Linked DNA regions of Homo sapiens: regions 1, 2, 4 and 5 are each linked to region 3. Evidence: chromatin loops called from intact Hi-C (ENCODE). Cell type or tissue: ascending aorta. All regions are shown on one strand. Each heading gives the region's core, and the rest is flanking DNA. Links, peaks and the distances in the headings are about the cores only. Region 1 overlaps LOC105377519 (a long non-coding RNA gene). Region 2 holds the start of CPE (carboxypeptidase E). Region 3 overlaps CPE (carboxypeptidase E). Region 4 overlaps MSMO1 (methylsterol monooxygenase 1). Region 5 has its middle 18 kb from the start of TMEM192.

Region 1 (6,303 bases), core at 765-5,764, 110 kb after region 3:
CTTGTCCCGCCATCTCTGCATCCTCTCCAATCATACAATCTTCTTTCAGTATCTGGTTTATTCTATTCTCTGTCTTGCCAGCAGATCTTAGCATATTTTGTTGCCTTTACTTGAATCACTCTTCCCCTCTGTCCCCCTTCATTTCTGGTTAGCTTTTAGTTGTCCTTCTGGTCTCATGGTACACATTATTTCCTCTGGGAGCTTTGTCCTAACAGCTTCCATTAAGCAAAAAAGATACTGTTGCTATGTGATCTCAGAGTTCCTTAAGCCTCTCTCACGTTTCAGAGGTTTTTAATAATTACTTATTTCATTGTCCATAATCTCCCCTGTACTATAAATTGTGCGAGGGCTGGAATCTTGTCTCTCAAGGCCCCTAGTGTACCCTAGCACCTAGCAGCATTTGACACATAATGGAAAACTAAGTAAATATTATTGATTGAATGAATGAATACATAAATTCTTAGAGATCAAGCTATGCTCCTCAGTTGACATCTGATATGCTGCTATTTAAGTCGAACCTCAACAATTCAAAAATAACTTGCTCAAAATCTACACTCATTAAGCTGCAACTCCTTCCATAATTGCGGGAAACAGTTGATGGTTGTGGCTTAATGCAGGTATGAGAGCAATGTTGCTGGGCTTGATGAAGAACCCATCACCACTACCTACTCCTGCCAGTTTATATGGAGATACAGGTTGTAACCAAAGAAACCTGGAATGCAACAGTACTGACTTCGAAGTCCTGAGTAGATGAATTAGACTTGGTTTATTGCAACTAAACTAAATTTAAATGGCTTAAATAAGAAGGGAAGGGAAGGGAAGGGAAGGGAAGGGAAGGGAAGGGAAGGGAAGGGAAGGGAAGGGAAGGGAAGGCAATGCCTGTAATCCCAGCTACTCGGGAGGCTGAGGCAGAAGAATCACTTGAAACCAAGAGGCAGAGGTTGCAGTGAGCCAAGACCACGCCACTGCACTCCAGCCTGGGTGACAGAGCAAGACTCTCTTTCAAAAAAGGGAAGGGAAGAAGGAGAGAGGCAGGGAGGGAGGGAGGGAGGGAAGGAGATTCACTATTTCAGTAAGACCAAGAAAATGCTTCATGACTTATTTCTAATTGGCTCCTTGTTTCTGAAGGACAACCACTTTCCCCTAACACCCGGTGGCCAGGATTAGATGTTAATCACTGCTGATTTCTTAGTCTGGGACTCTTCAGTAAAGAATGAAAGCTGTAAAGCAGGCATGCTGCCCTATTAAAAAGGAATTTTCTCAATAGCCAGTTCTCAGAATACTGTTGCCATCCTGTTGCTCATCCCCACTGCCCTGAACTAGCACATTCGAGAATAATTCTTAGTCTTCATAGTCTTGTCTGAGGAACGCTTTCTAATATGTGAGTTTTGTGCAGAACCCAGGGATGGCTAGAGAAAACCCTTGATTAAATGGTAAAAATAGACCGGAGATGGTGGCTCAAGCCTGTAATCCCAGAGCTTTGGGAGGCAGAGGCAGGCAGATCACTTGATGTCAGGAATTCGAGATCAGCCTGGCCAATGTGGGGAAACCCTGTCTCTACTAAAAATACAGAAATTATCTGGGTATGGTGGCACATGCTGTAATCCCAGCTACTCAGGAGGCTGAGGCAGAAGAATCACTTGAACCCAAGAGGCAGAGGTTGTAGTGAGCCAAGACCACACCACTGGACTCCAGCCTGGGTGACAGAGTGACACTCTCTCAAAAAAAAAAAAAAAAAAAAAAGGTAAAAATAAACTGGAATAGAATGAAAAAACAAAACCATGAAAAGATCATTCATTTGGGTAACCTAAATTGTCTGGGGGGAAAAGTCAGCTGAACCACTTAGTCCCGGGTTATTTATGCTTTCCATCCAGCACAGCACTCCTCACAGCAGGAAAATCACTCTTGTTTTTGAGGTGTTATAACAGATGTTACATGATAAGAGATTATTCATTTGAATGAAAATCAGAAAAAACTGATAAAATAGCTGATAAAAATCATTTTAATGTAAAATTCCCAAATTGAAAAAATGTAAAAGTTTTTGTTCTTAACACAACCATTAAAAGTTGTATACTGTGAACTAATGGATATTTTAAGTTTAAACATATATTTGGTAGTTATATCAAATTATTTTTATATATTGCATATATCTACCCATCACATTTTACAGGAAAAAAATTGGCAAACCTGTAATAATCAGTGTGTGCATGGGAAAATAATAGTTTCCAGTGAAAAAGATCTGCACTGGTTCTCAGATTTTCCATATTCTTGGGTCCAACTGGCTGGCAGTCTATTTTTAAAATACTAATTAAGTAATTCAGAAAATTAAGCATCATTTGCTTTTTTAAAAATTTGTTGGTTTTTTGTTGCTGTTGTTTCTGATATGAGTTGGGCACTCTGCTGTTTGGTGTGTTTTTCTTTATGGCTGTGTTTCATTCTTAAAAGTTTGCAAGAGGAGCATCATTATTCCCATTTTATGTACAAGGAAACAGAGATTCACTTGAGTGACGTGTCTAAGGGCACACAAGTAAGTCACACAGTAAATGGCAGAGTTTGACTCCACACTGAGGTCTAAGTAGTTCCTGTGCTCAGTCTTCGGGCCTCACAGCTTCAAGCAAAATACTGCCACCAGCTGGTGAGTGAACTATTGCCAAATGCTGAATTTGCTCTCCAGTGGTCTCAGCTCACAGCCCCCTTAAAAAAAAAAAATAGTCTGTCTGTCACAGGAAGGAGATTCAAACTCTGAGTAGATAACTAAACTAAATGACTTTTAAGGTCATTGAGGACACAGAATTATTATGCAATGTCTTTGCCTGTCTCAGAAAATCACATTGCCTTCCAGATAAGTGTTCAAGCTAAGAAGAGATAGAAAAAAAAATCTTCCTTCTGTATTACAGTCTTAGAGAATGGGATGAGCTATTTGTAAGTAAGCATTATTCTAGCATCTCTGATCTTACAATTAAGGAAATCATGTCCATATTGTTTGTTATAGGCTGAATCGTGTCTCCCAAAACGATGTTGAAGTCCTAACTCCAACCCCCACTCTCTGTGAATGTGATCTTATTTGGAAAAGGGACCTTTGCAAATGATCGAGTTAAGATGAGGTAATACGGGTGGGTCAATATGACTGTTGTTTTTATGAAAATGGGAAATCAGGACACAAAGAAAGATAGACATAGAGAGAATACGGTGTGAACATGAAGGCAGAGACCGGGGTAATGCATCTACAAGCCAAGAAATGCAAAAGGCATGCCAGCAAACTATTAGAAGCTAAGAGGGGCCGGGCGCAGTGGCTCATGCCTGTAATCCCAACCCTTTGGGAGGCCAAGGTGGGTGAATCACCTGAAGTCAGGAGTTTGAGACCAGCCTGGCCATCATGATGTAACCCCATCTCTCCTAAAACTATAAAAATTAGCTGGGCATGGTGGCAGGCGCCTGTAATCCCAGCTACTCAGGAGGCTGAGGCAGGAGAATCACTTGAAACCAGGAGGCAGAGATTTCAGTGAACGGAGATCATGCCATTGCACTCCAGCCTGGGCAACAAGAGCAAAACTCTTTCTCAAAAAAAAAAAAAAAAAAAGGAATGGAAAAAGAAATATAGAAGCTAGGAGGGAGGCATGAAAAAGATTTTCCCTCAGAGACTTGAGAAGGAGCTAACCCTGCTGACACCTTGATCTCACTTTTGGCTTCCAGAACTGTGAGACGATACATTTCTCTTGTTTAAGCCATCCAGGTTGTTGCTTATTGTTATGGCAGCCCTAACAAACTAATACACTGCTAACTGTTTGCCTTTTTGTTTTTTAAACAGCTTTATTGAGGAATAATTCATGTACCATGCAATTTGCCCTTTTAAAGTATACAATTCAATGTCTTTTAGTATATTCATAGGGCCATGCCACCATCACCACAATCTAATTTTAGAACATGTTTAGCTCCCCTAAAAGAAACCTGCTAGTGGATAAGCAGTCAGTCCCTATTCTTCCCTCCTAAGCCCCAACCCCCAGCCCTAAGCAACCGCAAATCCACTTTCTGTGCCTATAAATTTATCTCTTTTGAATAATTTATATAAATGGTATCATATATATAATATATGGTCTTTTGTGACTGACTTCTTTCTCATAGTATATTCAAGGGTCATTCGTGCTGTAGCATGAATCAGTACTGTATTCATTTTATGGCTGAATGACATGCCATTGTATGAGTATTCCATATTTTTTAATTCATTCATTAGTTCAAGGGTTCCCAATCCCCGGGCTGTGGACCAGTACCCATCATGGCCTGTTAGGAACCAGGTCACACAGCAGGAGGTGAGTGGTGGGTGAGTGAGCATTACCACCTGCGCTGCACCTCCTGTCAGATCAGTGGTGGCATTAGAGTCTCACAGGAGCGCAAACCCTACTGTGAACTGCACATGCAAGGGATCTAGGTTGTGTGCTCCTTATGAAAATCTAATGTCTGATGATCTGAGGTGGAACAGTTTCATCCCAAAACCACCAACCCCCACCCCGTCTGTGAAAAAATTGTCTGCCATGAAACCGGTCCCTGGGGCCAAAAAGATTGGGGACCACTGGATTAGATGATAGACATTTGGAGTGTTTCCTCTTGTTGCTATTATGAATAATGCTACTATGAACATTCATGTACAATTTTTGTGTTCACATACATTTTCATTTCTCTTGGGTATATACCTAGGAGTGGAATTGCTGGGTCCTATGGTAACTCTATGTTTAATATTTTGATGAACCGCCAAACTCATTTCAAAGCAGCTGCACCATCTAACATTCCCGCCAGCAACATAGAAAGGTTCCAACTTCCCCACATCCTTTCCAACACTTGCTATTGCTTATCTTTTATATTACAGCCATTATCATGGGTGTGAAGTAACATCTCATTGTGGTTTGGGCTTGTGTTTCCCTAAAGAGTAATGATGTTGAGCAACTTTTAATGTACATATTGGCTGTTGGCTGTTTGTATATTTTCTTTTTTTTTTTGAGATGGAGTCTCGCTCTGTTGCCCAGGCTGGAGTGCAGTGGCACAATCTTGGCTTACTGCAATCTCCACCTCCTGGGTTCAAGCAATTCTCCTGCCTCAGCCTCCTGAGTAGCTGGGACTACAGGTGCCTGCCACCACACCCAGCTAACTTTTTGTATTTTTAGTAGAGATGGGGTTTCACCATATTGGCCAGGCTGGTCTCGATCTCCTGACCTTGTGATCCACCTGCCTCAGCCTCCCAAAGTTCTGGGATTATAGGCGTGAGCCACTGTGCCTGGCTGGCTGTTTGTATATTTTCTTTGGAGAAATGTCTATTCAAATCTTTTTTTTTTTTTAAGTTTTACTTTAAGCTCTGAGATACATGTGCAGAATGTGCAGGTTTGTTACATAAGTATATATGCGCCATGGTGGTTTGCTGCACCTATCAACCCATCATCTAGGTTTTAAGCACCGCATGCATTAGGTCTTTGTCCTAATGCTCTCCCTCCCCTTGTTCCCCAACCCCCCAACAGGCCCCAGTGTGTGATGTTCCCCTCTCTGTGTCCATGTTTTCTCATTCTTCAGCTCCCACTTATGAGTGAGAGCATGTGGTGTTTGGTTTTCTGTTCCTGTGTTAGTTTGCTGAGAATTGGGTTATCTCTTGTTGTTATTATTGAGTTTGAGTTCTTTATATATTATGGACACAAATTCTTTATCAGATATAGGATGTGCAAATATTTTCTCCCATTCTGTGTATTGTCTTCAGTTTCTTGATGGTATCATTTGCAGCACAAAATTCTTCACATAGTCCATTGTATTCATCATTTTATTTTGTTGCTTGTATTTTTGGGGTCATAAATAAGGGATCATTGCTAATCCAAGGCAACTCCTTCACTTCCTTCTAAGAGGGTTATCAATTTTGCTTTTACATTTAGTGCTATCATCTGAGTTACTTTTTTGTGTATGGAGTGAGGTAGATCTATAATGTCATCCTTTTGCATGTAGATGTCCAGTTGTTCCTTCACTATTTGTTGAAAATACTGTTCTTTACTCCTTAAATTATCTTGGAACACTGTTAAAATCTATTGCCATCACTATCAGGGTTTACATCTGAAGTTCAAACCTACGCCATTTTTATATGTCTACCCTTATGCCAAAACCACGCTGTCTGCTTACTGTAACTTTGTAGTAAGTTTTGAAATTGGGAAATATGAGTCTTCTAAATTGTTCTTCTTTTTCAAGATTGTTTTGACTATTTTGAGTCTACTGAATTTCCATATATATTTTAAGGTTGGCTTGTAATTTGCTACAAAAAGGCAGCTTGGATTTTGA
Region 2 (6,303 bases), core at 553-5,552, 86 kb after region 3:
CTGAAGATCTCTAACCTCCTTGACGCTCATAAAAGGTGATGGAGGGGGATATCACCTTGTACTTTTGTTAGTGTTGGTTTATAATAGTTTATTTCTACTTTTAAAAATATAAGGGACACAGACATTTTGTATTCTATTAGTAATACCATAGACTTAGAGTCTCCTTCATTTAAAAAGGAATTGTAAAGTACATATTGTACAACACTTCCGAGTTTGTCTCTGTAAGAGGAATTCAATCAACGTATTTTGAATGTATGAAGAATAAAACATTTTATTTTAATACACTGTGTTATGCAGCTATTGATGGATTCATTTTTTCCACACTGCATATTCAGTATTTTTCCATAATGTAGATTATTTCATAATGTATATTCAAGCCCGCTGTGTGCCAAACATGAGCTGGGTGCTGGAATCAGGGTCCCCACTTCATACAGCTTGCAATCTAAAAGAAGGATTTGCAAACCTTGATGAACTATATATTCCAGATACTTAAGCAAAGAAATCATTGTTTTCATTTTCTAAAGCATATCACATTCTAACTGTAATATCACTTTAAAATTTTATTTCCAAATTTGAAACAACAAAAAGTTAAACATTAGCTTTCATATAATCTCTTGAAGTAACAACGCAAAAAACTCTGGGATCAATCTACAAAATAGAGTAACAAAGGGTTCTCATTAAGTAAGCAGCAGGAGACTCACAAATACTTACATTAGCTTTAACTGTGCCTAGGATATCTTGGCTTTGGTTATTGGATTTAGCTGAAAATCAGTTATCACATTTTAAATTTTTCCCTGTCTTCAGATAACAGTATGAAACTAAGTTTCAAAATGTCCAATCCTACATGCTGAATCCTGGTAGATAAGAGTAGTTAATATTAAATGTTTTCTAGGATCTGATCTTAGAATTTTGACAGCAAACTTACATGAACCTTTTTTTCTTATATTATTTGAAGGTAAGAAATATTTCCTGAAGATTTATTCTTGATCAACCCACCTACTATATATTTGAAGATCAAAATGTCTATTGATCACTTATTTTAATCTCTTCTCAGTTTGGTTCTTACGTATCATTATAAAACTATACTGGCCCTGCACTGAGAATTTTTAGCCTACTTTTCTTGCTTGCTTTGTCATTAAACAAAAATTAAGCATCCATCCCATGCTGATATTATTAGCACAGATTACTTTAGCTGTACCTTGATTATCAGAAGACCAGGCCCAAATTATTTCCTAAGCAGAAACATAACGAAAAAAGTCCCAAGAACATTTTTAAATACCTCTTTATTAATACTAAATGCATCACAATTAACATAAACCAAAAGGTGCTTTAATATACTCCTAGGAAAGACGAATACAGATGGTTATTTGGGAACATCAGTTGGAATAAAGACCCCATCACAAACTATTCATCTCAAATGGTTATAGCAGAGAAAATGGAATACTCCTTTTTCCTTGGAAAGGCCTTGTGCAGTTTCAAAATCTGGTTTCAAAAGTCAGAAACCACTTTTCACCCTGGTAGGAGGAGGGGCACCAACGTATCTTTATACACCACCACCCCAGATTGGCAATATCCCTAAGATTCCCCAAGCATCCACAGCAGCGAGTGTACCTAATACGTATACACACACAGGTAGAGATGGGTACACAGAGCCAATAAACTGGTCCTCTGGAAATTAGAGAAAACATGATAAATGACTCTTTCTCCCTCGTTCTCCTTTCCTCTCAATCACTGCCTTCTGCACCTTATCTTTCTACTCTTGTCAGCAAGGAAGACCAACCCCCCTTGCGGGGGACTCGCAATCATTCCTTTGGGTTTTTCACACAGCAAAGTGAGAGCGACCGCTGGGGTTGCGTGCGTCAGGATTTGTTTTTTCTGTATTGCTATCCCCCCCATCCCCCGCCACCCCAGCCTCCCAAGCCTATACTTACTAGAGGGTGGCCTAAGGTCTGGGGAGATGGGATTGGTGCTGGGGGGATGGGACGGGAAAGCAGAAATTGGGCCACTGGCGCTCTAAGTCGGGTTCTTCCCCATTTCCATCCCTCCCTCCACTTCCCACCTTCCACCTTAGATACCTTTTACCAAGAGGCACCCCTGGGCCCATCCCTCCCTCCTTCCCCCACCGCCACCAGTCCCACCCTCTGCCGCCCCCCTCCGGGATGCCCCCAGGGCTGTCAGGGGGCAGCGCCCTTACCAGGCTCATGGACGCCAGGGTTGTCGGACAGCTCGATGACCAGGAGCTCCCGGCCCTCGAAGCTGCGCCCCACCGTGTAAATCCTGCTGATGGCGGTGCACTGCAGCCACACGGACACGAGCGCCTCGCGCAGCTCGGGGTAGCGGTGGTACTCGAAGGAGATGCCGTCCTCTTGCTGCAGCCGCCGGCGCCGCCTCATGCCCGCCGCGGGCGCCCCGGGCTCCTGGGCTTCGGCGCCCAGGAGCCACCCGCAGGCAGCCAGTGCCCCGCACAGAGCCAGCAGCGCGCTGCCCCCTCGCCCGGCCATCGCTGCGCTCCGCCGCCGCCGGCCGTGCCTTCCTACGCGGGCGGCCTCTTTTGTCTGCCCGGCCCTGGGCTTAGCCCGCCGGCGCTGCTGGGGGCGGCAAGTTCCGCACCAGCCTCTACTCGCCTCACCTTCCCCGGCTGAATGAGTGTCAGCCCGCGCACTGGGGCCACCCAGAGGAGACGGGCAAAGCCGCGGCTCCACGGGCTGCACTACTGGCCGCGGAGCCCAGGGGAGCTGCAGGAGAAACCACTGCGAGGAGGGGGCCGGCGGAGAGACGGGCCGGCGTGGATCTGGGAGGGCTGCTGGCGTTATTTGCTGGCTCGGAACCACGTCAACAGCCAAATGGCGTCCGGGACGACGCAGGTGAAATGACAGCTAAGGTCCGGGGTTCGGGAACGTTACTGTCATTGAGACACCCATGACCCACCCACGTCACTGCGTATGGAAAAAATATTCTTGTATTGTTAGTGGAGCCTTTTAAAGGGACATCTATTCCAAGCCTACCAGTTTCCATCTTGATCCACCAAGAATTAGAGAATATTCCAGAAAAAAGGAAGTACTGGCAGCCACTTGCCATCTCCTGATGCGTCTTTCATAATTGTATCAAGAGTCAAAACACAAACCCAAGGGTTGGGTTTTCATTTATTAGAAGGTCTTGCTGGAAATCAGAACATTAAGTGCTTTGATTTAGAGGTTTAAGAGAATAGAAATGCTTTCTTCCAATTTGTAGATACTGTCCTTAATTGTATTTATGCACATTCCTAGATTCTTCCAGAAAACAAACAGACAAAATAAATAAGGCAATGTCATATGGCTGTGCCTGCACCAGCCCTCCTCTTTAATACTATGGGGAAAATAAGTACAACTCTGCTGATGCTTTAGACAAAGGATTTAGTTTGGCATTAAGATTAAATCCTGTTAAGAAAACTCTGATGATGACATGACACCTCCGTTCCTTTTGCAAAGCTATTGTAAAAATAAAAAATCATTTACAGCTTTAAATATCCACCCCTTAGTCGGGATTTATATTCCTGGAGCAATGTCTGGAGCAGATGTTACTCTAAAGAGGCTGCTGTTTGGATTCAGGGACAGCACAAATCTAAATTAATAAATAATCCATTGGGTATTGCAACCGAGCAGGAAAAGTGGACACCATGCGGGTAATTTTCCATGTTAAGCTTCTTTGTTTTTCTAAACTTGTTCATTCTTCACCTGTTTAACAATGCATTGCACATAATAAAAACTTTTACGTGGAAAAGGAGTTAGATATTTAAGTCATCTTATTGGATCAATAAATAAAAGCACAGACATGGTTGGTAAGGTGCTGCTGGAGGGGCTGGCTTTAAACACCCCTATGTACATATACTACAGCAGCATGGATCTTCTTTTTTTTTTTTTTTTTTTTTTTGCGTTTTCGGGGAGAAACTGTCACTGTAAACACATGGCACTCAAGTTGAATTGATGTGGATCCAGCCATTTTTTTTTTTGTCAATGTAGGCAGAGCTAAAAATTGTATATTTTCCACTATGACCAGTCTGTGCTTGATTACATGGTCCAGAAGTTTGAAATCAAACTTATAATTATATTTCTAAAACCATGCCCAAAACAGCAACCTTGGAAGCCTAGAAAAAAAAATTGAGTAGCTAAAACCAAATAACTTCAGAAGTAGGAGGTTAAGATTTTCATGTTAGCAATTTAGAGTAACCACACTAATTTGTGGCTAGGTGGGGCATACTGACTAGTAACTACACACATAAACAACATATTTTTCATTGAAGTCCTGTGTTGTTCCTTAGCTGTCTCTTTGAACAAAGGATATGCGTTCTATTTTCTCCAAAATAAAAAATTTTGGAATGAAAACTTGGTCTTTGAATTTCTGGGCTATTTTTAGGTGTAGGTCAGCTGTACCAACTTTACTGGCATATGTATTACTTGTTTGTGGCTTCATAGGCAATTATACAAAAGATTATATATCCACCCTGATTGCTGGATTTAAAAAATTTTATTTTGGAGAAAAAAAAATTGTAATGTGTAAAATCATGCCTACTATGTGGTCTCACTTGTTGGGCAGGGGGTTCTCTTTTACAGCTTAGTTGTTTGTTTCCCTAATCTATAAAATAAAAGGTTTGGATTTTTCACTCTCTAACGTTTGCTTGCAACAGAATCATGTAGAGAGTTTATAGAATGTGCAGATTCTTAAGCCCCTATGAATTCATCAGGTCTGGGGTGGGTTTCAGGTATTAACAAGCTTCTAGGTTTTAAAAAGAAGACCAGTCATTTCTGATGTTGATGTTTGATTGACAAAGACATTTTGAGAAATAATGTACTGTAGGTTTCCCACTGTCTCTTTCAGACCTAAAATGCTATGATTCTGGAAATTTTCTTTTTGAAGTGAATTCCTGCTCATTTGATAAATGGTGGCACTCCTCACATATTATTGGTCGTACTACATACACCAAGGCATCAGTTCAAATGAACTAAAATTTGGTCTTTGAATTTCTGAGCTATTTTAGGTATAGGTCAGCTGTATCAACTTTACTGGCGTATGGATTACTTGTTTGTGGCTTCATAGGCAATTATGTAAAAGATTATATACCCATCCTGATTGCTGGATTAAAGAAAAATCTTGTATGCCAAGTCTTTAATGTGTGTACACATAGTTAAATTTAGTATGCAATCTCCATTTCAAATCATGTGCACACATGCACACACAAGAAACAAAAAGAGAAAGAAAGAGCTGCTTTTTCTTCATGTCATTATAGGCATCCATAAGAGCATATTTAAACTCCCTAGGTCTCCCTCCACTTCTTGCTTCACCTCTATTATCTTTAAATTAAGAAACTATCTTTTTCTTTATCAATAATATTTTATTTCCTTCTTTCAAAGCCCTTCCTAAAATTCGTCTACTTCATAAAAATTTTGTGAACACATAGCTCTATATTCATCCTGATGTGTGCTGGTAAATGTCAGCTGTCTGGGGGGAAAAGTCTGACTTAGAATGTTTGCTAATTTCCATGGTTTAAATATTCCCACCATGGCTGATTTCAAACTACCAATGTTGTATCACTGAATACAGTGTTAGGAAGAGATATGCAGTAGCATGACATCATATAGTGTTGTGATGGGACAATTCTTTATACTCCTCCTTTGCAAGTGATGAAACTTAATTTCTTCCATCTGAGTGTAGGCAGGACTTAGTGGTTTTCTCATGAACATAACACAGCAAAAGTAATGAGATGATCTTCCAAAATTAGGTTATTAAAAAGACTGCAGCTCCCATCTTAATTGCTCTCTCATGCTTGTGTGTGCGCTCTCTCCTCCCCCTCTCCCTCTCTCTCTCCCTCCTTTCCTTCCCCCAGTCCCCCATCACTCCATCGCTTGTCTTGGGGAAGTTGTCTGCCATATTGTGGAGAGGCTTATATAGCAAGGAACTGAGGCATCTGGCAAACAGCCTGAGAGAAACTGACATCCTCGGTCTAGCATTCAGTTAAGAACTGAGGTCTGTCAACAACCATGTGGGTGGGCAGGGGCAGATCTCAGCCCCACCTGAGCCTCAAGAGGGCTCCATCTCTGACATCTGAGGTTTACCACAGCCACATTAGAGACTCTGAGCCAGAACCACCACTAATACATACATCTCCCCCATACAGATACAATAGACATAAATAACCTCAAGAACATCAAGGATAGAGTGATGTCAGCAAGATAGCAGAATAGGAAGTTCCAGCCCTCATTTCCCAACAGAAACACAGATTTAACAGTGATATAAGTAACAAATTAGCTTCATAAGAAGTTCAGGATT
Region 3 (6,303 bases), core at 303-5,302:
CTTACCACGACTGACAGACTATACAGCAGTGATCCCATAAGACTATAATGGAGGTGAAAAATTCCTATTGCCTAGTGACATTTTGATGATCCTGACCCTGTGTAGGCCTAGGCCGATATGTGTGTTTGTGTCTTAGTTTCTTTTTCTTTTTTCTAAGAGACAGGGTCTCACTCTGTTGCCCAGGCTTGGGTGCAGTGGCATAATCACAGCTAACTGTAACCTCAAACTCCTGGGTTCAAGTGATCCTCCCTCCTTGGCCTCCCAAAGCACTGGGACTACACATGTGCACAATCATGCTAGGCTAAGTTTTTTATTTTTGGTAAAGACAGGGTCTCGCTATGTTGCTCAGGCTGGTCTCAAACTCCTGGCCTTAAGCAATCTTCTCCTCTGGGCCTCCCAAAGCACTGGGATTATAGATATAAGCTGCTGCACACAGCCTGTGTCTTATATTTAACAAAACATTTGAAAAACTAAGAAACCATTAAAATGCTTTAAAAAAGTTTTAAAAATAGAAAAAAGCTTGTAGAATAAAGATATAAAGACAGAAAAGATTTTTGGACAGCTGTACAATGTGTTGTGTGTTTCAATCTAAGTGTTATTACAAAGAGTCCAAAAGGTTTTTAAAGTTTAAAAGTTTATAAAGTAAAAAAGTTACAGTAAGGTGGCCAGGTGCAGTGGCTCACGCCTGTAATCCCAGCACTTTGAGAGGCCAAGGTGGGTGGATCATGAGGTCAGGAGATCAAGACCATCCTGGCCAACATGATGAAACCCCGTCTCTAATAAAAATATAAAAAATTAGCTGGGCATGATGGCACGTGCCTGTAATCCCAGCTACTTGGGAGGCTGAGGCAGGAAAATAGCTTGAACCAGGGAGTCGGAGTGTGCAGTGAGCCGAGATCATGCCATTGCACTCCATCCTGGTGACAGAGTGAGACTCCATCTCAAAAAAAAAAGAAAGTTACAGTAAGGTAAGTTTAATTTATTACTGCAGGAAGAAAAATAGTTTTTATAAATTTAGTGTAACCTGAGTGTACAGTGTTTATAAATTCTATAGTAGTGTACAGTAATGTCCTAGGCCTTCACATTCACTCACCACTCACTCATTGACTCACCCAGAGCAACTTCTGGCTCCATTCATGGTAAAAGCCCTGTCCAAAGGTACTGTTTTTATCTTTTATGCTGTATTTTCACTGTACCTTTTCTATGTTTAGATACACAAATAGTTACTAGTGTGTTGCAGTTGCCTACAGTATTCAGTACAGTAACATGCTGTACAGACTTGTAGCCTAGGAACCATGGGCTATATCACATAGCCTAGGTGTGTAGTAGGCTACACCATGCAGGTTTATGTAGGTGCACTCTAGAATGTTCACAAAATGACAAAATCACCCAACATTGCATTTCTCAGAATGCTTCCCCATTATTAAGAGATGCATCACTGTACTTGTCATAAGTATTTTGAAAATATGTTCGATGAATAATATTTTAAATGTTAATAATATAAAGAGATATTTATCAAATTTCACAATATATATTCACTAGTTATAAATGACCTATTTCAAAGCATATCATTCTATAATTAGATTTAAGTAAAATATTCATTGCCTCTGTAAATCACAGCAACCTATTTTTTAAATATTTAGAAGAATAACTAAAGATTAGAAGCTTAAAATGAATTTAACATGCGTTATAGACTAATAACATGTCTCCCTCTTATAGTCTTCATGAAAAAATATGAACCTAGAACAAAAGTTCTAGGGCTTTATGATTTGAGGAATTTCTCTCCCGTTTAAACTCTTCATTTAACTAATGGTACAATCTGGAAAACTAATAAATTTTCGGTATATTTGTTTCATTTTATAATGTGAATTTTCTTGTTTTACTGTTAAATTATATCACATGATATAGATATATTTCCCACATATTTTAAGTCATGGAAGTTTAGATACCTTAGACTGTGAGGGATAAAAATCTATAAGACAGAAAACAGCAATGATAATCTGTTGCCCATGTGTCTAAAAATTCTGAATATTACCTTAAAATATTAAATAATTTAATTTTATATATTACTAGAATTTTTCTCTCATAACTTTAGAAATCGTATCAATTTTATATTTATTTACAGAAATTGGCTGGGTTTCTTACAATGTCAAACTATGTCATTGGATTTTTTAGCTGTAGATAAACATGCTAAATATTAACTTGAATGTGTTCCCATGTTCCCATAGACTAAGAAAATTATTTTAAACTGTAGAAAACAGCAAATATAATGTCCCCCGCCCCGTCCAATAAAATAGGAACACACACCATATATCTTCTCTTAAAAAGGCATTACTTTCCAGTTCATCTAACAGCGAAGATATATTAAATTATTTTTAGTTAAGAGGTAGGGTTTTCGCTTGTTTTTTAACTTTACTCAGCGTATGTAAAAACCAAGTAAACATCAGTAAAACATTATTCCGGCCAAAAGTATTTCTTCCTTAAATTCAGTAGAGGGCGCTGTGACACTGGCTCATCCACATACACCCATGGCGTTACTCTTCAACAAAAGGCAGTAGATATTTTTTATATTTGTAGATTTTTAAAACAAAACTTACCTAGTCACAAAAATGGATGAATAATTTATTGAAAAACATAAAACAGAACACTATTAGAACATTAACTTCTTAACACAATTTCTGATTTGCAGTCTTCACTGGAAAAACTCACCCATAATCCCTTTCATTCTAAACTATTTTCTTACTGGTGAGTTGAATAATGAATGCATCACTTATGCCCTCCACTGCACCATCTGTAAGCTTTGTGCGAGGGCATAATTTTTAGATAAACATGTATGTACAAACATACAGAAAATGAAGAAAGCACGCCTGATCTGAGCTGCCTGGCACTCACCTGAGACGCTGCCTTCTCAAAGCCATCTGGGTTCAGGGAAGGCATGATGTGAATGCGGGTACTGTGGATCAGGTTGACAATTGTCTCGTTCCCCTTCTGGTATTCGTTGCATAGGTACTGGGCCAAGAAAATGAGCAGTTCTCGTCCAACAGCCTCATTCCCATGCATATTCCCAATGTATTTAAATTCAGGCTCACCTAAAAGATTAATAGATAGCATGGAGATGTTTTCTATGACATACAGAGCCAAATATATTGTATACCTACAAATGTATTATGAATATCTGATGGGTTTTTTCCTCCAGCAGCGATGCCTTAAAAAAAAATCTACCGTAGACATTAAAATACCCCTTCTATCCTTCTATTCCTCGCCTCCCAGCTACCCACCTGTTATGGACTGAACTGTATTCACCCAAAATTAGTATGTTGAAGGTCTAACATCCAATGTGACTGTATTAAGGAGGTAATTAGGGTTAAATTAAGTTATAAGTGTGGAGCTCTGATCCAATAGGACTGTCATCTTTATAAAAAGAGGAAGAGACACCAGAGCCCTCTTTCTCTCCTCTGCACAGAGGAAAGACCATGTGAGAGCACAGTGAGAAGGCGGCAGCCAGGAGGAGAGGCCTCACCAGAAACCACCCCTGCTGCCACCTTGATCTTGAACTTCTAGCCTCCAGGCCTGTGAGAAAATTAATTTCTGTTGTTTAAGCCAGCCAGTCTGTGGATATTTTGCTATGGCAGTCTGACAAGACTAATATACCATCTCACCCACAATAACTAATAATAATAACACACTACGTGCCTCCTATTAAACACTGTGCTTTGCATGTTTTCTTATTTAATCCTGACCAAACATCTAAAAATAAGTATTATTATCCAACTTCATTTTGCAGATAAACAAACTGAAATTCAGACTGCTTAAGAAGACTGTCTCCATAGTTACATGGCCTGGGAAGCCAGGATTCAAATGCTAGTCTTCTGGTTTACTTAAACGTCTATGTTTTTGTTTTTTTGTTTTTATTCCTAAATCATAGTGATTGAGAGGGGCCAGACTGCATGGATTCAAATCCTAGCACCAATTCTTACTGTCTAGGCTTGGGCAAGTTACTTCAGTTCTCTGTGGCTCTGTTTTTCCATCTAAAAATTAGAGATAACAATAGATTCTAGCCCATACGGAAGGTTATTATAAGAACTAAATAAAATAATGAATGTAAATGCTTAGAACAGTGCCTGACAAATAGCAAGTGCTATATGTTTCCTATAATTTTCTTTAATATTATTATTACATGACATTATCTTGTCATTGTGAAGTTCCTTGCCATACATAATCTAATTTTCTCTTCACAACAGCCCACTAAAATGTGTAAGGCATGTATTTTTATTATCCTTATGGTATAAATCAGCCCAAAGAGGATATACTTTGCTGAAGGGCTCAGAATACTAACAAAAGTCACTGTTGCCTGTTTGTGAGACTCTCCATTGCGTTTTAGGAGTAGTAATGAAATTGCAGAACGTAGCAGCAAAGTGATCTCAATTAATCCTGTTGTTCTGCTCGTTTCTGCTTCATCCATCCCACGGGCCCAATTTCTGCATTTACAAAATCACTAAGACTGCTGGTTCTTGGTATAAGAAAGCAAATTAGAATTATTTTTCTCCTGGAAATATGTTAACTAAGCATTCTTTGCATGAGATTCCTGAGTTTCTGAATTAAGTGACTATTCACCCCAGAAAACTATGACCTTGTGGTGACCTCTCAGCCTGAGCTTATGCTAATCTTAATCTAAGGATCAGGTGGGAGCAGGATCGGGGCTATTTATACCCCCCTCAGTTTTTACTTTGAGGGAGAGTCTCTAATAAAATTACCCCTAGGGACTTGCCCAGAAAGTAAGAGAAGAGATGAGGAGGTGTGAGAAGAGATGTTTTCTTGGCTTCTGATTTCAAAGGTAATAATAACCTTCTTCCTTTCTGTAAACTCATGCAGTTTATACCCTCATTTATGTGATGTATTCATTTGATTGAGGCACAGGAGAAACTGCTGCAGCCCATTAGAGAGAGAGAGCAAGTAGCCAGGGGAATATTAGAAGCTGGCTTCACAAGTTTTTTTGAAAAAGTTGCACTAAGAAGGCATTTTGGTCCTGCTCCCTTCCCCAAAACAACTTTGAAGCTTCATGTCACTCAATAAAGCTTGGCCCACAACCCCTAATTACACTGAAAATTTTTATAACTTCTCTGTGTTTAAATCTTTTTTTAATCAATTAAAGAAGAAACAACAAACCCATAGTCACTAAGCCACACTTGCCCCCAGATGTCTGGTTTAGCTAGCACAGTATATTTTGTGTTCGAATGTGAATGCTTTGGGATAGAGCATGCTCCCCCTAGTTCTGCCACAGGCTGCGCCATTCCCTACTGCTGCTTTACTCATTTATGTTTGCAACTCCTGATTTTCAGACTCAGAAAATGTATGACATGGTTTCTCTTCAAATCTGCAGATTTCTCTCAGGAAAAATCTCCCCCAATATATCTATGTATTTGTGAGGCGGTAGTAACACTAATGACAATAACAATGCTTTAGGTTGACATGAAGACAGGACAACAAAGGTCATTATATTGAAGATACTAATGTACGGAAATAAAATGCAAGGCACATATGATAGCAAAAGAAAAGGCAAGTGTATCTCTAACTCCTTCTGTCCTCAGGAATAACTTAGATCACTATATAATGTTATCACTAGAATACAGAAGAGCTATGCTCCTTTAAGCCAACTAACATGACTTGTGAGATGCGGAACAGCCACATTGTTTAAATACAGCATTTGTTGGACATACATGCAAATCCCAGGGTCAGACACTACATGGGATCCAAAAGCAAATATGTCAGCATTCCTAAACTGAAGGAATGTAGAGTCTGGAAGAAGACTCAGACATGCAATGGACAATGTTCAGGAGTGAGGCAACGGTGAAGGAATGTTGGATATGTAACTAAACTGCTTCAAGGTTCCAAACTGGGATATTCCTCCCACCCCTCTGGCCTCTCTCCAGCTCTTTTCCCTCCCAAGGCCAAAGCTTTCTTTTTAAAACGCAACCCTCCTCAGGTCACCTCCACCAAAGAACCCATCAGTAACTTCCCCTTTGCTTTCATGATAAAGACCAAAATTCTCTACGAGATCTTGAACCTCCATGTGGTTTGGCGTGGTGCCTCTCAAGGCACCAGCCTTTCCCTCCTGTGTTTCAGCCATCCTTCTTTCAGCCACGAGGCTCGTCCCTATAATGCTCTCTGCTTCACATATTCACATATTTTATCCGCACAGCCTTCTAAGTATGGCTAAATACAGCTTCCTTGGAGTAGCTTTAGTCTAAGTCCACAGTTCCTTTGTTATTTTTCTTTTCTTTTCTTTCTTTCTTTTTTTTTTTT
Region 4 (6,303 bases), core at 468-5,467, 130 kb after region 3:
TCCATGGAATTTGGACCCAAGGCTGCAACAATTCTTACCTGGATTTCTAGTCTGTAGCCTGCTTTACAGATTTCAGACTTGACAGCCGCACACTTGCATGAGCTGATTCCTTAAAATAAATCTCTCTCTGCATATATATACCCCAATGATTCTGCTTCACTGGAGACTTCACTAATATATATATCCTATTTATGCATAAAGTTTTACAAAGTTATATTGATTCTATATGTAGTGATGATTTATCTAGTCATACACTTATAAATAATACTAGCAATTCTCAATAAAAATACCTTACTCCACATCAAAAGTCTAGGGATATAAAATCTTGCTGTCTTTGATGGTTTAAGATAAAGGCATTAAATAATTGACTTGAACTCTAATTTTGACTTAAGTATTTATATTTGTTCTTCTAATAAAGAGAGGCTTGATTTGGCACACCATGTAATCACGGTCAATGCAAAACATACTCACATAACCAGTTGACAAAGCTACATCAAAGCAATTCTAATTGGCCGGGCATGGTGGCTCACGCCTGTAATCCCAGCACTTTGCGAGTCCAAGGCGGGTGGATCACCTGAGGTCAGGAGTTCGAGACCAGCCTGACCAACATAGTGAAATCCTGTCTCTACTAAAAATACAAAATTAGCCACGCGTGGTGACGCATGCCTGTAATCCCAGCTACCTGAAAGGCTGAGGCAGGAGAATTGCTTGAACCCAGGAGGTGAAGGTTGCAGTGAGCTGAGATCATGCCATTGCAGTCCAGCCTGGGCAACAAGAGCAAAACTCTATCTCAAAAAAAAAAAAAAAAAAAAAAAAAGCAGTGCTCATAGAAGTTACTGTTTTTGTGGGAGTTAGCAATGTGAGGATCTAGCTGTGCCAGTGTAGCACTGTCCACAAGGATGGAAGTCCGAACTTTCATATAATATTTTTCTTTCAGATCTCAATTTACCATGAAATTTAAATAATGAAAACAATGTGTAGAAATGGCTTGTTTGTATGTGTGTGTATTGTTCTTAATAATCATGCCAAAGGAAAAGAAAATAAAAACGTCACCAACAATTTTAGAAAAATGCTCAGGCAATTAAAATAGACATTTTGCCTCTAACAGAAAGAATTAAATATAACTCTCACATACCTGAAACTCATGATGAACTTTATGAATATACTTGTATATTCTTTTGTGGTGTAAGAGTCTATGCAGAAAATAGTGCCAAGTATCTTCAATGACTGCACAACCAAAGCATCTTGCCAAAAGAAAATACCTTTAAGATAAAAATGTTGTAATGTGTAAGAAATAATTTTTACTTAAACTATCCAGACTTTTAGTTGGGATCACTGCTTGAGACATTACATAAAACCACCCACCCACTTACCAGGTTGACCTAATTGGATATATTCATAAATAAATTCTCAAAACCACCAGATACAGCTACATAACTTGATATAAGGTTAAAGAGACTGCCCATTAGACCAATTTCATTTCATTACAATGTTCACACAACTTGCCTCATGACACTTTTCTCAAGAGATATCCGTTAAGTGACGCATGAGTATATATATGTGTGTGTATATATATATGTGTGTATATATATATATATATATATATACACATACATATTTTTGTTCATGTAAACACAATTTCTATAAACCTCATAAATGATTCTCATATATTTCATTCATTTTAAAATTAAAATGTAATATATTTTTGTCAACATAAGCACTTATACATGTATATAAACATACAAAAGACGTTATGGAAACTTCTGATACTAGAAGCTCACCTTCCAATAAAATATTTAAAAGATGTAAAAATGGAAACATTTTAAGATTTTACTGTGGTTTACTTTTCTACTATTTATTTACTTCCAAAGTTTAGAACAAACATTAACTAAAATTAAGAAAACGGGTAAACATTAAGTATAACTTAACTGAATAAGCCACAATTGGGTGTAAAAGCCAAATTTTTATCTACGTACCATCTTGGCATTCTTTCCCAATCATAAGGAATATTGAAATACTCTGTAAAATAATAGGTTCCACAAATCAAAGGCAGCTGGATACAGAAGTGATTAAAGAGAAGAACTTTGAAACACTTCCATTGGTTTTCCCATGTCTCTGGCTTATCCTACGAAGAAAAATCACAATATCTAATATTAGTCTCTGCTATCAGAGTTTAACTTGACCTAATTTGTTCTCTGTTTATGTTGGACCTTAATTCTACGTCAGTTATGTTAACTTTATATAACTAAGACTCAGGAATCTTTGCCTTCTAAATTCTTGACAACTACTATCACTACTTCAGGTGAAGAAACTGTTAACAGATGCGCCTAGCCATGATGATCTCAAACAAACTAAGAAACACTATGGAATGAATAATTCTCCAGTCTTTGCTGCCACAGATCATTCACTTCACTTCTTTTACCAGAAGTTTCAGAGAAGAAGAAATATAATATGCTAAGATTACTGTTGGGTGTCCACAATTGAAGAAGTTGTATACGAAGCATTGGAAGCCTTTTACACAGTAAGTCGATGCTTCCAGGCACTCAGTGGTATTCATTCCAACAAATAAATGCACTTTTGTTCAAATCCAATGACAGAATTATAAACTCTCTGAGTTGAGAAGTACACAGATATGTCCTGATTATGGAGTTCACAGATTCAAGTCAAAATGAGAAAAGTTAGATCAACATGGGATGTTCGTTAAGACCTCATCAGGATACCCATTTGCTTAGCAAGTCATTATAAAAAACAAAGCAAAACAAAACAAACACTAACTAAATGTATTCAATTTATAGGACTGCACTTAAAAAAGTGCTTTGGGCTTAACAAAACGATGGTGACAATAAATATCAGTTATTGCTTTGTTTTAAATGTCACTGCTGAAAAATTCAGGTATCCGCCAACAAAACTCTTTTAATTGAACCACGATATCCAAAGTACGGGAACTACTGCGCATCAGCAGAAGCCCAAAGAGGTCAACCAGCTTGGGCAGGGTCACACACGCAGTTATTAGCAGAAGTTGGACTAACTAAAATCTAGGTCTCCAGATCCAGCTCTGTTCTTGAAATTCTTTAAGGGTTATCTTCCTGACAAAAATAGGAAAAGCACTGAACTAAGAATCAATCCAGAGACTTGTGCTCTAATACCAGGGCTGCTACTCACCAGTTAACTAGCTCTTGTGATGTTTACAACTCAGTTTCTTCAACAATAAAATGGGAGGATCTGACAGCTGCCTTTGTATTTCTAATCTGAGCATTATCTAACCCCACTCCTCTAAACCTCCACTCTGTAATTGGGGACAAAATAAATGAAGGATTCAGGCTTCAGTTGGCAATAGTACTGTCTCCTACAGCAACTATGGTTAATAGACTTAATTTTCCAGGTAGACTGGGATATCGATGCAGTTACAGAAATTACAAAGTTAATCAACTATAATAAAATCACATGCTATACCATTTACAGTATACATAAATTAGTTACAAAGACAGTTAGCAATACAAATTCATACCTAGTGCAATATGAAAGTTTACCATATTTTACTTTCTTTATGCATAACTGTACTTAATATAAAGGAATACCTTTACAAGGGCCACAAACTTCAGAAATAATATTTTTAGTACATTTATCTTTGAGGAAAATTTTTGGAGAATTACTAAGATGTATGTTTTTTTTTTTTTTAAAGAAATAGATCCTGCAAAGTCTGCTTTACTTTTTCATTCCTGTGAAATTTTCGCCTAACTAGCAAGGATGTGCATTAGCTCTCCAGTTGTCTGTTCTGTTTGAAAGCAGAAAGTCTTTAGTACTATTTCATCACCACCACCAACTTCTTCTATTCTTTTCGACAATTTTAAGAATAAAAACATTTATTGCATATGTTAAATATAATTCTCAAATATTTTATCTTAAACAATTGATACCCTCAATGTTAATCAGGGTATCTGCCTTCGAAATGCATAAACCTGTAATTAATTTGTACCAATATTTTGGTTTCTTTTAAAACTCCTTTAACTTGTGAAAACTAGTCCTGGTTTAAAATCACATTTTTTATCAAAAATGCTCAAAGCATGGACTTTAATGGTTATGAAACATAAAGACTTGCTGAGTACAGACTTGAAGTCAAATTATCCAGCCTTACAATCTGTTCATAAACAACTAGCTCTGACCAACTAGACTACAGCTTATTCTTTCCTTTGCCACATTATATTTTAAAGCTGCTCATATACCCTTGCCTGAGAAAGTCCTTTGTCTCTCTGCAAAGGTTACTACTTCTAACCAGTGAGTCAGTTACAAACTGCAGTGAAGGAGAAAAAGGATGCTTTTGCCTGGCCAGCCATACAATGAATTACAATGAATAAGCCCTATAAATAAATCACTGGGTGAAACACGGCAGCCACAATCACCCTAAAGGTGCATTAGAACTTAGACGTCCAAACTTAATTCTGCCTTTCAAAGCAGCTGCTTTCCTAAAAAGCACTTTGGAGCTTCTGTGACCTTAATTGAGGGTCACAGAGTACTCTCCTTTGGCCCTCCTATTTTTTATTTCCTTCGCCTTTACCCTTTGCTCTTTTCTCCTTTGGCCTGGAGTCCACAGTCATCTGACCCCTGCATTATCCCCAGAGAGGACTAATATTAATACCTGCTTAAAGTGAGACTCTGGGAGAGGCTGTGAAACTAACAGAATGATAACAGAGAATGTGTACAGACTGCCATCCAAAATATATACAGTTGTCCTTTGGTATCTTTTGAGGATTGGTTCTGGGACTTTCTGCAAATACCAAGATCTGAAGATGCTCAAGTGCCTGATATAAAATGACATAGTATTTGACATAACCTACACGAATCCTCTCGTATACTTTAAATCATCTCTACAGCACTTATAATACTTAATAAAATGCAAATGCTCTATAAATAGTTGTCATTTTGAATAATGACAAGGAAAAAAAAGACTGTACATGTTCAGTGTAGACACAATTTTTTTCCCCTGAATATTTCTGATCTGCAGTTGGTTGGATCCATGGATACAACAACCCATGGATATGGAGGGCCAATTGTACTAAGTGAATGTAAATTACTTTCCATAGATGAATACTCTCAATGGTCTACTTTCTACCAAGACTGTGTGCCCCTGAGTTTTAGTTTGGAATGACTTTTTATGAAAAGTAAACAGCAAACACTAGAAACTATCATCAGCTTACAAATTCTAACAAATAATTCATCTTTCTAATAAGCTACTCCAAATTCTCACGTCAAGCTCACAGGCTACATATGAGATTTCACCTTGTCATGTACATAGCGACCTCTCAACATTTAGTGCAATGAAGCAAATATCCAGAAACGAGGAGCATCACCTCCTTATTTGGGATGATACGAATGCTGCAGAACTACCTACCATATATTTAGGGAAAAAAAACTTGAATAGCCCTGATCAAGGTCGTAGTGTATTAACAGTCCCTTAGATTTACTGGAACATAGAGTTGGGGTGAACTGCAAAATATGCGCAAATCACCACACCTTTCCTTTCCAGCTAGCTTAAACATTAAAATTCATAAACTTAAGTTAGATAACCATCACATCTACTTAAAGCCCAATTTAACAAAGTATTCTTGAAATGTTATCAATAATGACCTAGGACTGTGTTGCTCAATTCAGGAGCAACTAGTAACATGTGGCTTCCAAACACTTTAAACATGGCTAGTCTAAATTGAGATAGACTAAAATTAATGTAAAATACACACGGAATTGCAAAGACTTATTAAATATCTCATTAAGTATTTTTTAGAATTTGATTACTGATTGAAATAATAATTTACATTTATTTCTTATTTTTTTTGAGACAAGGTCTCACTCTGTCGCCTATGCTAGAGTATAGTGCTGCAATCTTTCTGCTTCAGCCTCATAAGTAGCTAGGACTTACATCACCATGCCTGGGTATTTTTGTATCTTTTTTGTAGAGACAGGGTCTTGCTATGTTTCCCAGGATGGTCTTGAACTCCTGGCCTCAAGCAATCCTCCTGCCTTGGCCTCCCAAAGTGCTGGAATTACAGGCATGGACCCTGCACCCAGCGATAGTTTACATTTATTGAGCTAAATGATACACATTATGAAATTAATTTCCTTATTTCTTTTTACCTTTTCTATGTATTCTACTAGAAAATTTAAAATTACATACGTGGCTTCATATTTCTATTGGATATCACTGCTTTAGCCTCACAAAACAAAGCCCTATGTACTTTTAAAATATTCAGCAACATTAATGATAATATTCTATTTCTAGTCCCTTATACTCACCTTTTGAATTTTGTA
Region 5 (6,303 bases), core at 857-5,856, 330 kb after region 3:
GGAGGTTGCAGTGAGCTGAGATCACATCATTGCACTCCAGCCTGGGTGACAGAGAGCCAGACTCCAACTGAAAAAAAATAGAAATTAAAAATAAATAAATAAATAAATTCACTTCAGTGACTACCCATCACTTATAGGATAAAATCTCAGGTTACAACTTGACAAGGCCCTTCCTGACTACACACTTACCTCTCAAAATTCATTTCTTATCTCTCCTCAACCTTCCTTTCAAACCTTCCTCCTTCACTCCTTTTGTCTTGTTGCCTTCCTAGTTATACACAATCTCACTCACCCTGGCATGGAAATCAAACATGTATTTGTTGAAGTTAGACTAACTGACTGTTCTGTCACACACTTATATGTGAGACCTATGTAACTTCTCTGAGCCTCAGTTTCTTATCTGTAAAATAAGAATAGTAATAGCATCTACTTCATAAAGAATAAACTGAAATAGTCTGGGTGTGGTGTCTCACGCCTGCAATACCAGCACTTTGGGAGGCCGGGGTGGGTGGATCCCTTGAGGTCAGAAGTTTCAGACCAGACTGGACAACATGGTGAAACCCCATCTCTACTAAAAATACTAAACAAAGTTAACCGAGTGTGGTGGTGCGCACCTGTAATCCCAGTTACTTGGGTGGCTGAGGTATGGAAATCACTTGAACCTGGGAAGTGAAGGCTGCAGTGAGCCAAGATCGTGCCACTGCACTCCAGCCTGTGTGATGAAGTAAGAGTGAGACTCTGTTTCAAAAAAAAAAAAAAAAAAAAGCTAAAATGAGGTCTTTAGGGTGTGTCCTAACCCAATATAACTGGCATCCTTATAAGAAGAGAGTGTTTGTGCCCAGACATTTGCAAACACAGATCATGTGAAGACAGAAGACGCCATCTGTAAACCAAGAAAAGAATAAGAAGAAATCAACTCTGCCATCCCCTTGATCTCAAACTTCCAACTTTTAGAACTGTAGAAAAATCCATTTCTGTTGTGTAAGCCACCCAGTCTTTGGTAGTTTCTAATGGCAACCCTAGCAAATGAACATACCAATACACTAGAAGATGTCTAGCATGATGCCTCGCAAACAAGAGGAACTCAAAAATCCTTGATTCATGAAACTGAATCATCCCATGTTCCTCCAATACCATGAGGAAATGTCCTAACGAATTGGAGCAACACTAACTAACTAAGCCTTCCTTCCCCAACTAAAGATACTGCAGAAATGTGAGATTAAACCAAAATCTAAATATAGACACCATGTTTCAAATGCTTGCAAATCATTTCCCTTTCCTTCCCCTTTTAGAAACAGATGGCAGGAAATCTTAAAAGTTGTTTCATAAATAGCTGAAGCAAAATTAGAATATTTACAATACCTATATTCTAAGGGACTTTGTTTCTGGTTGATTTCATCACTGTTATTGAGTTAATAGGAGTAGGTACTTGAAAAGGTCATCTGAATTGCTAGGGATATCTGTAACCAGGCGTTAGATACCCTCAAGTTTGTCAGGTGCCCAAATTTAGCATGAAAATAGTGGAGGAGAAGGAAATATTCCGATAATCAGACAGACTCTCTTGAGGAAACAAGTTTCACTCCCTCCTTAACCTTCTGTTGATAGGCTGAAGAAAACCTAAAGCAGAGAACCAAATGAAATGATTCCTTCACAGTGTAGGTAGGAATTGAGCACAGAATTCTCAGATGTAGCAGTGAAAGGTAGCTCAGAAAATTATTTATTTTCCATATTGGCGAAGCTTAAAATGTTATAGTACTACAAAAACAAATAAAGCAATAACTTTCATTTCAAAAAAAAAAAGAGAAATTATTCTCCTATCTCTATTATGCTGTTATGTAAGCATGTAAAGGTCATTTAATCTCTTTCCTTGGAGCAAAAAACGAAACTCCCTAAAATCTGCAGACTCACTGAATATGATATCTGCTGAAAAATTAGATGAACTGACTCAAACTCTGCAATGAAACAGTTTTATTGTTGCCTCCCATTTAGTTTAAAATTTCCAGTGATCTAACATTTCTATAAAGGCAATATTAAAGGAAATGGTTTTAAAAAGCGTGAACATATAACATCAATTTTTTTGACAACACAGCAATCTTATTTGAGTTTCCCAATCTTGTAATTTTAAAATAATTTCAGAAAACAGAAAAACTATTTCCCACCAGAAACACCTGCTTTCTTGTTGTTGTTGTTGTTTTTGAAACAAAGTCTCACTCTGTTGCCCAGGCTGGAGTGCAATGGCACAATCTCAGCTCACTGCAACCTCCACCTCCCAGGTTCAGGCAATTCTCCTGCGTCAGCCTACCGAGTAGCTGGGATTACAGGCGCCCACCACCATGCCCGGCTAATTTTTGTATTTTTTGGCAGAGACGGGATTTCGCCATTTGGCCGGGCTGATCTCGAACTCCTGACCTCAAGTGATCCACCTGCCTTGGCCTCCCAAAGTGTTGGGATTACAGGCGTGAGCCATTGCTTAATGAGATAACCTTTATAAAGCAGCAGCATAATATCTGATATATGGTGGGCATGTAGGTATTTAATAAATATTAATATCCTTTCCCTGCTCTCCTTCTTGAGAAAGAGAAAATAAAGGCACCTAGAATGTCTCTTTTCAAATTCACAGTTAAAGAATTTTGGTTATGCAATGTGGCTTCATTCTCCTATTCCCTGCCTAAAGAGGACTGTATACAGGTATACAGCAAAAGCTTCATGTTGCACTCAAAGATCTGGCATTAGGGAGGAGAAGGAGGAGGAGGACGACGACGATGATGATGATAGTTGAGGTATATTAGTCGAGGTCTCATATTTTAAATTCAGTCTTTGGATGTTTAGATATATCAACCTCCTAGCACAATACCTGAAACATACTAAGTGCTATTCAAATAATACCTCACTTCGCTTCTTTCGTATCCGCTATAAAGCCTTTTCCAATATGTCACTAAAAGGAAACATGAACATCTATCTCCAAGTGTTTAGCCAGAAACACTAAATATTTGTCCTATTTGATGAGAAAAGGTGACAGTCTGCTGTCTCCCTCTGACAAATAGCTAAAGCAAAAAAAGAGAAACAGCGCTACCCAGTGGGAAGTCTGAGAACTGCACCTCTGAATGCAAACATGGTTTGGGGGACCTCACAATCAAGCTGTTCAGCTAGCATGAGGTAAGTCAGCTCCTAAGGCTTCTAGATAGTTTGCAGCCCCCAAAAGCATAGGGACGGGCATTGCATCCTGCCCAAACCTCATTGCTTACTCTAGGAAGCAGCTGCTAGAGTGGTGCAGGGGATGTGGTGTGGAGCAGAGGAGAAGGAAGGGGCAAAGAGATGGAGAAAGTTTCATGCCACAGAATACTTTCTCCTAGGGACATCTCTGAGCTTGCTTGAAATAAACATTTTGATAATCTACTTGGGGAAAAGGGTATAGGTCGTCCAGGGCCTGCTCAGGTAACAAAAGATAAGCATTAGCCAGACATGGTAGCACACGCCTGTATTCCCAACTACTCGGGAGGCTGAGGTGGGAAGATCGCTTGAACCCAGGAGTTCAAGACCACACTGGGCAACACAGTGAGACTCCCTATAAAAAATTTAAAAATCAGCCATGCATGGTGGTGCATGCCTGTAGTCCCAGCTACTCAGGAGACTGAGGTAGAAAGATGACTTGAGCCCAAGAAGTCAAGATTGCAGTGAGCCAAGATCACTGAAGTCTGGGCAACAGAGTGAGACACTCTCTGTCTCTCTCTCAGAAATAAAAAAAATTAATAAATAAAAAAAGTTAAGCCACCAGGAAAGGCCCAAGTTCTCAGAAAATCCTACAGAATCTACAAATACCTGGTGTAAACTGTTTCCTGTGGAAATTAGGGAAGGGAGAAGGGCGAGAAGATCACAGCTACCATCTTGGTTCCTTCTGAAAGCCTCACCTTCATAGCTGCCCCTCTCTTCCTGTCCTGTGAGGTGGCAGGTGACAGTAATGAGTGACACACTACTTCTTCAGGCTCTCTGACTAACCCCAGCTTCAACACTTCCCTGTTTCTATGTTCCATAACTATGTTATTGACCAAAGGCCCTCAAATTCAAGACATCTGACTGTCCAGAGGCACAGAAGCAGAGCTGTAAGACAGGTGTGAGAATTATCCTCCCAAAATTAGAAAAACAAAAAACTAAAAGAGAGAGGATTATCTTGGGGAAAAATGAATTGAAGCATCGTTATATGATTTGCCAAAACAACACTCTGAATTTAGCATTGGTGCCATCTGAGCCTCTGCCAAGGAAAAACATCTAATCAGAGCGATTGAGCAAGGTGCTTTTTGCCTGCTATGATGCTGCTGAACTTAATCAAAAAGCACTTATCAAGTATTTAATTACATGCAGTGCTGTGGTGGATACCCACAGAGAGAACTGTGTTTGCCCGACCTCTTCTCTTCTGTGGTTTACAATATGCAGAAGTGGGAGGGTTGGAGACAGGAAGGAAGGTAAAATTTCATGAGTTCCTAGAGTAAGGGATTTAATCCTTACCATCACCTTTTGAGATAAGTCTCATTTTGTCCATTGTACAGATAAGGAAAGTGAGGCTCAGAGGAGTAAGTTATAGGAGCTGGGACTCAAGCTAAGTTTTCTGACTCCATGCTGTTTCCCTGATACCACATCGTCTCTGGGAGAAAGAGAGGCCATTATGGGCAAATGTGCTCAGAATAAAAGGACCCCCTAAAATAATAAGTGATGTCCAAGCATTTAGAGATGGAAAGCAGAGATATCTATATCATATAATTTGGGATCAAAGAAAGTATGTTCTGTAGACATTCTGAAAAGGATTTACATTTTTTGTTGTTCTTTTTAAGAGATGAGATCTCACTATGTTGCCTACTCTGGTCTCAAACTCCTGGCCTCAAGTGATTGTCCCGCTTCAGACTCTCAAAGTGCTTGGCCTCTCAAAGCACTGGGATTACAGGTGTGATCCACTGCATCTGGCTTAAAAAGGACTTCTTTATTCGGACCCTAAAATTTGGGGTGAAAACTTTCTGTTTTGCTTATCATCTCAGGCTCGAGGTATACCATCAAGTAGTGGCCTGAGAAGCTGTTTTTCTCTCTTCCCTCTAGATGATTTATGAAATTCGGAGATTGCTGTTGGGATTGAATGCTTGTGCCATGGATGGGAAATCATCCACAGACCCAGGGGTGTTATGGGAGTAAAGTGGCAAGGCTCTGACAAGAACCAGAGCAAACCTGCTCAAATATGAATCCACTGCTATTGGTGCTCTAGTAACATGACAGGAGCCCATCACCCACGTGGCCACATGCTCACCTCCTGGAATCAGCGTGCCACTCACTGTCAGCATGGATGTTTGAGGATGTGGCTTGTCCTCCCCTGCCTTGCCTTGGGCATGCTGCGCTGTTCATTTTCCTACCAGCCCTGTTGGTGTTTCACACAGATCCTCCTGTGGACATATTGATCTAACTCATGAAGACCATGAGTGCTGGCCCTTCACTGCCCCTCAGCCTTCTCCTCACTGTTCCTCCACACCTCTTCTTTCCATCTGTCTCTTTCTTTCTCTCTCTCTCCTATTTATGTATTTATGTATTATTAGAGACAGGGTCTTGCTCTGTCGCCTAGGCTGTAGTGTGGTGACACAATCATAAATCACTGCAAACTTCAGACTCCTAGGCTCAAGAGATCCTCCCACCTCAGCCTCCCGAGTAGCTAGGACTACAGTAACAGCCACCACATCCAACTAACTTTAAAAAATGTTTTGTAGAGACAGAGTCTCACTATGTTGACAAGGCTGGTCTCAAACTCCTGGCCTCAAGCAGTCCTCTTGCCTTGGCCTCCCAAAGCATTGTGATTGCAAGTGTGAGTCACTGCATCTGGCCATATCTCTCTTTCTAAACTATCCTTCTTGCTTTGTTTGATTTCACTTCCTATCTTCCATTAGTATCTTATTTTTACACCTTTTCCCTTGTTTTTCTTTGAGTCCAATTCAACACCATTCGTTGTGTGTTCAATGCTGGGTTGTGCGTGATGGGTTACACCTTAGAGTATCTACAGTTTGGTTGAGGGGGATGAGGCAGAATGATGAAAGTCTTGGTGATTGCAGGAAATAATTATTATTAGGGGCCAGACAGAAAAAATGTTGCAAACTAGGGTTTAAATAGATGAGAAAAACTCTTAAAGTTTTAAAGGTCTTCTTTTAGACCATGTAAACTCTGAATCTCTAGCTTAAACACTGTTGATTTCTCATTAAAAGATAAACATCAGTTAAAAATGTGTAACGTATGAGAAAAAATACTTTCTTATTTTGATACGGAGTTTCACTTGTG

What was found. Peaks named below come from ENCODE experiments on the same cell type or tissue, not always from the same donor. Only the 100,000 strongest peaks of a DNase experiment are listed, where the experiment ranks them.
Region 1: a loop joins it to region 3, with 8 times the contacts of the local background. A loop is called at or near these places in 80 of 110 quality-filtered maps.
Region 2: it touches region 3 in a loop (4-fold over the local background); 31 of 110 quality-filtered maps call a loop at or near these places.
Region 4: it touches region 3 in a loop (2.7-fold over the local background); 7 of 110 quality-filtered maps call a loop at or near these places.
Region 5: it touches region 3 in a loop (12-fold over the local background); 104 of 110 quality-filtered maps call a loop at or near these places.

The regions. Positions count from the first base shown.
Region 1 is chr4:165,352,459-165,358,761 of GRCh38, reverse strand. All of the region lies in intron 2 of LOC105377519 (a long non-coding RNA gene), which reads right to left. Among named protein-coding and RNA genes, the nearest start is that of CPE, 23 kb to the left of the region's middle. RefSeq lists an enhancer at 6,115-6,303. In ascending aorta, for the core only: a CTCF peak has its summit at 2,640 (motif pointing left); no DNase peak of the experiment used is centred there.
Region 2 is chr4:165,375,420-165,381,722 of GRCh38, reverse strand. CPE (carboxypeptidase E) reads right to left here and starts at 2,715. Exons shown (of 9, transcript NM_001873.4): 1 at 2,195-2,715. The coding sequence starts at 2,501. RefSeq lists an enhancer at 399-943 and a silencer at 2,423-2,682. In ascending aorta, for the core only: a CTCF peak has its summit at 2,709; DNase peaks (open chromatin) are centred at 1,872, 2,162 and 2,692; H3K4me3 peaks cover 2,903 bases; H3K27ac peaks cover 2,925 bases.
Region 3 is chr4:165,461,176-165,467,478 of GRCh38, reverse strand. CPE (carboxypeptidase E) reads right to left here. Exons shown (of 9, transcript NM_001873.4): 2 at 2,893-3,089. Among named protein-coding and RNA genes, the nearest start is that of MIR578, 78 kb to the right of the region's middle. In ascending aorta, for the core only: CTCF peaks have their summits at 2,297, 2,499 (motif pointing right) and 5,247; no DNase peak of the experiment used is centred there; H3K4me3 peaks cover 16 bases; H3K27ac peaks cover 1,222 bases.
Region 4 is chr4:165,333,611-165,339,913 of GRCh38, reverse strand. MSMO1 (methylsterol monooxygenase 1) reads right to left here. Exons shown (of 6, transcript NM_006745.5): 2 at 6,289-6,303; 3 at 1,977-2,125; 4 at 1,136-1,262. Among named protein-coding and RNA genes, the nearest start is that of MSMO1, 9.1 kb to the right of the region's middle. In ascending aorta, for the core only: no CTCF peak of the experiment used is centred there; no DNase peak of the experiment used is centred there.
Region 5 is chr4:165,128,209-165,134,511 of GRCh38, reverse strand. No RefSeq gene overlaps it. Among named protein-coding and RNA genes, the nearest start is that of TMEM192, 18 kb to the right of the region's middle. In ascending aorta, for the core only: a CTCF peak has its summit at 3,097; a DNase peak (open chromatin) is centred at 3,111.